Linked DNA regions of Homo sapiens: region 2 is linked to region 1. A link is a contact called in ENCODE Hi-C data. All regions are on one chromosome and are shown on one strand. Each heading gives the region's core, a stretch centred on a gene start or an enhancer-like site at or near the end of the contact. The rest is flanking DNA. Distances are from core to core; before and after follow the strand shown.

Region 1 (4,156 bases), core at 1,084-3,583:
CCGTTAGGACAGTGACCTTCAAACCATGTCAGCCCCTGCCCTCTGGGGCCATGTGCCCCCGCACACCCTGACTGGGGGATAGCAGCCCGTGCCGGTGGCCTGGAACACCACATCCACACACACCACCTGTAAGTGAATGAATTCACACTTTGGTTTGTGTACCAGCCTTGGGGACTGCTATGCCGCCAGCACCTGGCACATAGCAAACAATCCATGTTAGCTTTACAGGTAAATAAAAGACAAAGGCGGGTGTCTGAGAGACTGGCCGCATCAGGGAAAACAGTGAAGGAGGGGTGTCTGATGCCCAGGGCATGATGGGGGAGGGGTCAAGGCCTGCAGGCCAAAGGAAGCCAGCTGGGGACAGATGGCAGACAGCATCCCTCACCCTGTGGCACAAGCCTGGAAGCTGGGTCTGCCCTCCCTCAGGAGCTGTGCAGCAGAGCCACTGTTGCACTGTGACAGGACACCTTGATACCCGCTTCTTGGATGGAGAGGGTGCACTTGTTCTGAATGAGGAGCTCAAGGTGGGAAAATAAGCTCCGAGCTCTGTCTTTGCCACAAAGATGGCAGCAGAGGCCCTGAGTTCATCTGACTACATAGGTGATTGGGAAGGACTTCTGACTGTTCTCGCAGGGTCCAGAGGACCTGACTCTGCCACCAGCTCCCGGAGGGTGGGGGCGCTCCTGGCAGCGCCTCCCCTCCACGGGCTCTGCTTTCCTAGTGGGGTCAAATCAATTACTTGCAGGTCTCTAAATGCAAAGTGCAAAGTTCCATGTATTGATTCATCTAATCCTCAAAACAATCCTGTGTGCTTTTCCAAGCCCATTTCACAGATGAAGAGGTTGGATTGGTGAGGGGGTTTTCCACTTTTACAAATTTTTAGTTGACAAATCCTTCTTGGGAGAAAAGAGTACAAAAAAGACCAATGTGTAAAACAGACAGATTGGAGCAACTCTGTTTAGGGGAGGAATGGAGGGAGATAAGGCTCTCCAGAAACAAGAGGCCCTGAAGACACATCTATGAAGTCAGCCTTAAGGGCTGAGCCTGAGGACTGGTGAAGCTCACTCAGCTGGACTCCCTTCCCCAGGGCCACAGATTGCCTGTGGCTGAAGTGAAGTTGTGGAGAGCGCCTCGGGGGCTGGGACTGTCCGCCCGACACCTGGACACCCTGCTCATGCCCGCCTGGGGCAGTGCTGTGAGGGTGCGGGAGGGCCACTCCGCGGAGGCCCTGACAGGCCATGCGTTCCTCTGATGGCCTGTCCCACTTCAGAGCCCAGGACCTGCGTGACAACATCCCACAGCCACTTCAGGAAAAGAGGACTAGGAGAGACTGGTGAGGGCAGCCAGGGCTCTGCTGAGCAGTGGGACAGCGGGGAAGACAGAAATCCTCCAGGGTCTGCCCAGATGGCCAGAGGGCGAAAGGGGTGCTCCAAATCACAGACCCGCTGCAGCCTTGCCCTTAGACACCACCCAGGTCTGTCCCCCAACTTCATAGACCAGGAAACTGAGGCCCAGAGAGAAAGAGGTGAATTTGCCTAGGTTTCTCAGCTGATGGGTGGCACGGCCTGGACAAGAACCCAAATCTCTTGACCTCTGGTCCAGTACCCTTTTCCAAAGGAAAAGGAAAACATGGTTTTGCGAGAATAACACAGAGACAGGGCCAAATAAGTCAAAATGAGGACTAGACACTTGAAGGTAGGAGCCCTGTATCTGCGACGCGATTCTCTGTTAACCTGCCGGGTGACCTGGGGCAGAAAGCAACCCCCAACCCTGGTCTGGATCCAGTTTCCTCCCGAGTGGGGTCTAACACCCTCACCAGCACCTTCCACTCTGGAGTGAGAGGGACAGGTACAAGAGCGCCGCTGCCGCCTGGGATCTCTGCACAGCCACTTCGCAGGCAGCCTGAGAAACGTCCGTTGCTCCACCAGGCGGAGTTCTGCCCCGCGAGTCTTCATCCCAGGTAAGGCCCCCCCACCTCGTGCCCTGAGTCTACGCGCGGGCCTTTTCCTTTGAGCCAGGGATACACCCGCCGCCGGCCCCCACAGGTCTGCGCTCATGCACATCGCCTTGCATCCGTTCAGTTACCGGCACCCGCTCCCTCGCTCGCAAACTCCCGCACTAGCCCGGCCACCGCCTCTGCTCGCGCGCGCGGGGTGCTGGAGCCTCACCGCGGGCGCTCTAGCCCCGGGCGGGTTCCCGGGAAGCCGCGGCGAGCGCGGGGAGGCGAGGATCCCGGCAGAGATGGGTAGGGTGCCAACGCCCAGGCCCCGCCCTCTCCACCCGGCCCCGCCCCCGCAGGGCCCGCCCCGGCCGGCAGGGAGGATGTGAGCTCACTCCCGCCTCCATGTTCCCGGAGTCGCCTGGAAGCGTCCGCCCAAGGTCGCGGGCCGCTTGGGGAGTCAGCAGCGCGCCAGGCCCCTTCGGGCCCCACACGCATTAGGTGCCTTCTTGATGGGTACGGAGTGAACGCGGGCGGCGGCGGGACCGAGGCAGCGCCCAGTTTGTAACCGCCGCGCCGCCCGTGCCCGCGCGCGCCACACCCCAGCGCGCTTCCGGCCGGGCCACGTGACCGCGCGTGCACGTGTTCCGGCCTCTCCGCTTCGCCGCTCCGAACCTCCTCCTGGTCGTCCCGGCATTCGTCCACGCGGAGCCGGCTTGGGCGGGGCCCGGGAGGCGGCGGCCGGAGAAGCCGCGGAGACGCGAGCGCCGAGCGTCGCGAGGGAGCAGGCCCGGGCAGGCAAGCGGCGGCCTCCGCCATGAACCCCAGGGGCCTGTTCCAGGACTTCAACCCCAGTAAGTTTCTCATCTACACCTGCCTGCTGCTCTTCTCGGTGCTGCTGCCCCTCCGCCTGGACGGCATCATCCAATGGAGCTACTGGGCCGTCTTTGCCCCCATATGGCTGTGGAAGCTTCTAGTCGTCGCAGGCGCCTCCGTGGGCGCGGGCGTTTGGGCCCGCAACCCTCGCTACCGCACCGAGGGAGAGGCCTGTGTGGAGTTCAAAGCCATGCTGATCGCTGTGGGCATCCACCTGCTGCTGCTCATGTTCGAAGTCCTGGTCTGCGACAGGGTGGAGAGGGGCACCCACTTCTGGCTGCTGGTCTTCATGCCTCTCTTCTTCGTGTCCCCCGTGTCCGTGGCTGCCTGCGTCTGGGGCTTTCGACACGATAGGTCGCTGGAGCTGGAGATCCTGTGCTCGGTCAACATCCTGCAGTTCATCTTCATCGCCCTAAAGCTGGACAGGATTATTCACTGGCCGTGGCTGGTGGTGTTTGTGCCCCTGTGGATCCTCATGTCGTTCCTTTGCCTGGTCGTCCTCTATTACATCGTCTGGTCCCTCCTGTTCCTGCGGTCCCTGGATGTGGTTGCCGAGCAGCGGAGAACACACGTGACCATGGCTATCAGTTGGATAACGATTGTCGTGCCTCTGCTCACTTTTGAGGTCCTGCTGGTTCACAGATTGGATGGCCACAATACATTCTCCTACGTCTCCATATTTGTCCCCCTTTGGCTTTCCTTACTAACTTTAATGGCCACAACATTTAGGCGAAAGGGGGGCAATCATTGGTGGTTTGGCATTCGCAGAGACTTCTGTCAGTTTCTGCTTGAAATTTTCCCATTTTTAAGAGAATATGGGAACATTTCATATGATCTCCATCACGAAGATAGTGAAGATGCTGAAGAAACATCAGTTCCAGAAGCTCCGAAAATTGCTCCAATATTTGGAAAGAAGGCCAGAGTAGTTATAACCCAGAGCCCTGGGAAATACGTTCCCCCCCCTCCCAAGTTAAATATTGATATGCCAGATTAAACTCCTAGAGAGGACCCAGGCACACACAGACTCCACTTGGCCTTCGCCTCTTGTTCATTCATCCCAAACCTGGAAATGGAAACAGGCTTCAAACACTCGTCTCACGCCGTGTTTGAGATCACCGCCTCATCAGTATGCATCATAGATGGAGGTGGTTTCAGTATGTGGGTGTGTGTGATGTGTACCTGGGTAAGAGACTTGCTTTCCAGGTTCGCACTTTCAGGTGTAGCTGGGGGCAGTAAGTCGAATTGTTTTAGTAGGTCCTCAAAAGGAATAACCACACAGCTGTTTGTTTAAATGCTACTGTACCTATCAAAACTATTGTTTAAAAAGTATTTTTATACACT
Region 2 (4,156 bases), core at 914-3,413, 320 kb before region 1:
TGATTGATTTGGGGACCAGCCTGAGACCTAAGCTAGCCCAACGGGCATCCTTTCTGCCAGGAGTGAGAGGAGTCAGGCCCTCTCTTCCTCAGGATCAGGGATGTGAGAAGATGTGGCCTGGGATTGTTGCAGGTATTTCTGATCTCCTGAAGGGCCTGCGCCTAGGGAGAAAGCCCAGTATACTGCAGGAGGAAGGACAAAAGGAATGGCAGAATAGCACCAGAGCCTGATGCTTCCGAAAATCACTGGGTCAACCTGTACCTCAAGCCCACAAGACTATGGGAGCTTTCAATTATGTGACCAACAAATTCTCTTTTTGAAATGTGTTATTGGGGATTTTGTTCTTTATAACAGAGAGGGTGCTGACAAACACAACAGAAAGGTGACGTGAATAATTCAGGACACACAGAGGCTAGCCTAGAACCCAGGTCTCCAGATTCCCATCCAGTGACCATTGCAGTAGCCCCATGGGAACTAATACTGATGGTAACAGGTGCAGTGGAAGCAATAGAAGCAATAGCAAACACAACAGATGTGGTGCATTGTTGATACATTGTGAATGAATCAAGGATCCCAGGTCCTCTTCCGCCAGGGCCAGTTAAGCCAGATCTGCAGTGTCCCTGGGAAAGGGGTGATTCCTCCATTGAGGAATCGGGGGATGTCCTCCCTTGCTTACCTGCTCTGTTGCTTGGGCACTGCCCATTTACGATCCTGCAAGCAGCAGGCAGGTGGCATCCGCCCAGTAGAGTATCTGCAATAGCAGCACCGTGATGAGTGAAACTCAAGGTTTCATGAGGACACCGGGGGGCGGGAGCACCTTCAGGGCTCTGTGGCTAACTCAGGCACAGTCTGTGCTCAATAACTCCAAATGATAGGCCACTGTGGGCCATGAGCAGCTCCCTCCTTCCTGCCTTAATGAGCACAGTGTGGAGACTGAACCTCAGTCTCCTAAAGGGATGGAATTAAAGGAATTGGGTCAGCCCACTCATCTTACATCTGGGCGTACCAGGCGGTGACACACCCAGGCTGCATAGCCACACAATGCGCACCCTTGGCTGGCCCAGCTCTGCTCCCCTCCAGGCCCAGCAGCCTCCTTCAGCTGCTGAAGCTGAGGGCACTGGGGCGCTAAGGTCCTCACCGGCTGATGCTTTGGGCAGGTGCTGGGAGGCGAGGAAGAGCCCATGGCACCATCTGACTTCTCAAGGTGCCCTGGCAGGGTATCTTCCTGAGATCTCCTGGGGAGGTGGCCAGATGAGAGAGATCAGAAATGAGGGCAAAACCGCAGAGGCCAGAGCTGAGCTCTCCATCCTGTGCAGTCACCAGGCACTAAGGCCAGAGAGAAGAGGAGAGCCCTGAGCGCACAGTCAGGGAAGGCCTTGTGCAGAGGCGGCACCTGGGCAGGACAGGAGGGATGGGCAGAGGGGGTGGCAGACGGCAGACAGCAAGGACAAAGGGGAGGAGGTGGGAAGGTCCCCAGACGGCATGGAAGACAGAAAGGGAAGCCCCTCCAGCCATTCCTGCCAGAGACCCTGCCAGGGCCCAGGGGTGGGCTTGGCAGACTGAAGGGCTCCTTGCCAAGGCTGATAAAGGGAGTCTCTCACTAACTGGAAACAGGGGGCTTGCAGAACTGAGAGCCCTGTGAGAAGGGTCTGGATTCTGGTGACAGGAAGATTGGCAGGGCTGGGATAGTGGCTCGGAGCCCCCAGGGCCTGGTCCCAGAGGCTCAGACAAATGCCATGGTCCCAGGAGGCCCTTCCTTGCAGTAAGCAAAGATTTCCTCAGTTCTTTTGACTACTCCCTGGGTCAGGTGGCTTCACCTCGCTGAGCCTCCGTTTCCTCCTCTGTAAAATGGATGTGTAACCTGATAGGCTTGTTTTGAGTAGTTGCTGAGATCACAGGCCTGGCACAGAAAAGTGCCCTTCAGTTGCGGGCTCCGTGCCCCCTCGCCCAGCACCCTGTGCACCCCTCTGGTTTCTCTAGTTATTCACCAACTCTGCCCCGGTGCACTGCCTGCCTAGGGCTGAATGGAGCAGTGCGGGGGTAAATCAAGCCCACATGTCTATCACCAGGCACTAAATCTCCCCAGGGACATTCCTTACTGTAGCAGTAATGCCGCCAGCTCCAGGGAACAGGGTTGCACCATAGGGCAGGCTCCCCACACCCGGGAGGCTTAAAGGGCCAGCTCCAGCAGAAGCAGCAGGCCCAGCCTTACATGGGCACAGACGTGTCAGCAACAACAGCACCCCGCTGCAAAAATAAACAAGCAGCACCGCCGTGTCCAGAGACTCACAGCGTAGGGGATCAGAGCTCAGGCTCTGAAGTCAGACCAGGTCTCATTCCCAGTTGAGCCACTAAGCCATGTGGCCTTGGACAGGTTACTCTCCTCCCTGCTGTCCACCTCAGTTTCCTATTGGGCTGGCAGGTCTATGGTGAGGACTGAAACGCTGAGAGTCCCTGGTGCACATCAAACACTCCCTTGTAGCGCCATTGTTAATCAAGTGCCACGCACATGTGATTTGGTCCACTCCAAAGTTTCCTAAGGAAGAGACTGCTATTGTCCTTAAATTTCCAGAGGAGAAATAAAACCAAATCTCGGGCTTGTTTGGGCTGTGTGATCAATGGTCATCGCGGGACACTTGGCACTTGACCTGTGCTCCATGCAGTGAAGGGGATGGGCCCAGGCCCGGGCACTGGGAGTCCTGGCTGCTGTGCCTGCTGCACCCGCCCACTGCCCTGTCCTCCCTGGCTCCCCACCGCAGGCAGTTGTCAGGGCCGGCTTTCCCTCGCATGGTCTGATCACAAACCAGGAAGGACGGCACAAGAACTGATCTTTGTTGAGCCCCACTGGGTGAGGAAGGCCCCTTCGCTCCCGATCCTCCTCCAGCTCTGCCGGGAACTGCTTTGGAGAAGAGCAACTGGAGGATCAGAGAGGCTGTATGCCTGCCCTAGGTCACTCGGCTGGTGGGGGCATCGCCAGGAGTAGAGCCTGGCCAGCTTTGAAGCCAGCGTTCTTTCCTCTCTAGCCCACGTGCCTGGTTCAGTCTACAGTACCCCTCACTCCCAGAAAAAGAACAAAAGCATTCAACCCATGGCCTGTCTTCTGGGCTGCGAGGGACGGCCCTTTTATTTATGACAACCGGCTGGCTAAGATCAAAATGACCAGTGGGAAACACCAGTCTCTGTGGATGACTTTGTCATCAGATCACTCGAGAGAAAAGAGCATTTATCTGTCAGAGGCTCACTCTTCCTCTGCAATACCTTCTGAAATTATTGAGGGGATTTAAAACAGGAAAATACAATGTTTTCCTCATGAAAAGAACGTTTCTATTAGAGAAAGCATAGGAAATACAGAGAGATGGGGTCGGGGGAAGCCCTTAACCTCCCACCCAAAGGTAACCATTAACCTGTCTGTGCCTTCCTCTATCAGCTTTTCATTCTTTTTCAGCAAACATTTGTTGAGATCCTCCCTTCAGTGGTGCCGAAGAGCTGATTATGGTAGAATCTGTGCCCTCGAGCTCACTGTGTGCCGGGGTGCAGGGCTTTTGATTTTATAGGATGTTTCAGACACCTCTTGGGCACCACTTCAAGGGAGACTGGCTCCGTGTGGGTTTGCAGCAGCTTTGTGCAGAGGTGACGGCCCTTTGCCTGTGACCACCCTTGGTGCCTCTCCAATGTTGCAGCCCTCAGCCTTTGTGCATGGCCAGCCCAGAAGTGCGGTGTGCTCTGCCCATGAACGCGACCCAGTGGACAAACGCTCCCCATTTTGTTTCCTGGGTGGCTGGTCTGAGCCACATTTTACAAGGCTCCAGTGGGGTGGAGCTCCAGTTGTCCACAGTGATGGTCAACAGAACCATGTGCTCTTGGTGGATTCGTTTTCCCTCCTCCCCTTTCTCTCTCCAGTTCCCTCAGGCTAGTCCCTGGTAACTGTTTCCAAATAAACTACCTGCACACCAGCTTTTGGCTCTGCTCCCAGTTTGAGACTGTGGTCATGCTATACATACAATTTAGGAAGGGGAGGCAACAAATTTAAACATTTGTTATTTGCATATTTCAGTTCTATAGCTTTAGTATTGACTAAATACCCACCCCTTGCAAGACAGTCCAACGAGGTTGTTACAGTTGATTCCTCTTTATCAAGAAAATAAAAGGAAATGAT

What was found. Hi-C counts contacts between places; a loop is a spot of excess contacts on that map. Pooled maps may share reads with other maps.
Region 2: a loop to region 1 is called in a map of ascending aorta, with 2.2 times the contacts of the local background. The contact joins the enhancer-like site here to the promoter of TMEM185B in region 1. A Hi-C loop is called at or near these places in 2 of 168 maps with a recorded cell type or tissue (PC-9 and ascending aorta) and 3 of 50 pooled maps.

What each region holds. Positions count from the first base shown.
Region 1 is chr2:120,221,577-120,225,732 of GRCh38, reverse strand. It overlaps TMEM185B (transmembrane protein 185B), which reads left to right and starts at 2,333. Exons shown (of 1, transcript NM_024121.3): 1 at 2,333-4,156. The coding sequence starts at 2,757. The coding sequence ends at 3,809. RefSeq lists an enhancer at 1,377-2,040 and silencers at 2,135-2,295, 2,015-2,384, 2,535-2,734.
Region 2 is chr2:120,538,532-120,542,687 of GRCh38, reverse strand. No RefSeq gene overlaps it. Among named protein-coding and RNA genes, the nearest start is that of LINC01101, 74 kb to the right of the region's middle. Within about 2 kb of position 2,163, at least 11 of the 41 ENCODE cell types and tissues checked have a DNase peak (open chromatin) inside an H3K27ac peak, as active enhancers do; they include PC-9, where a contact is called at or near this core.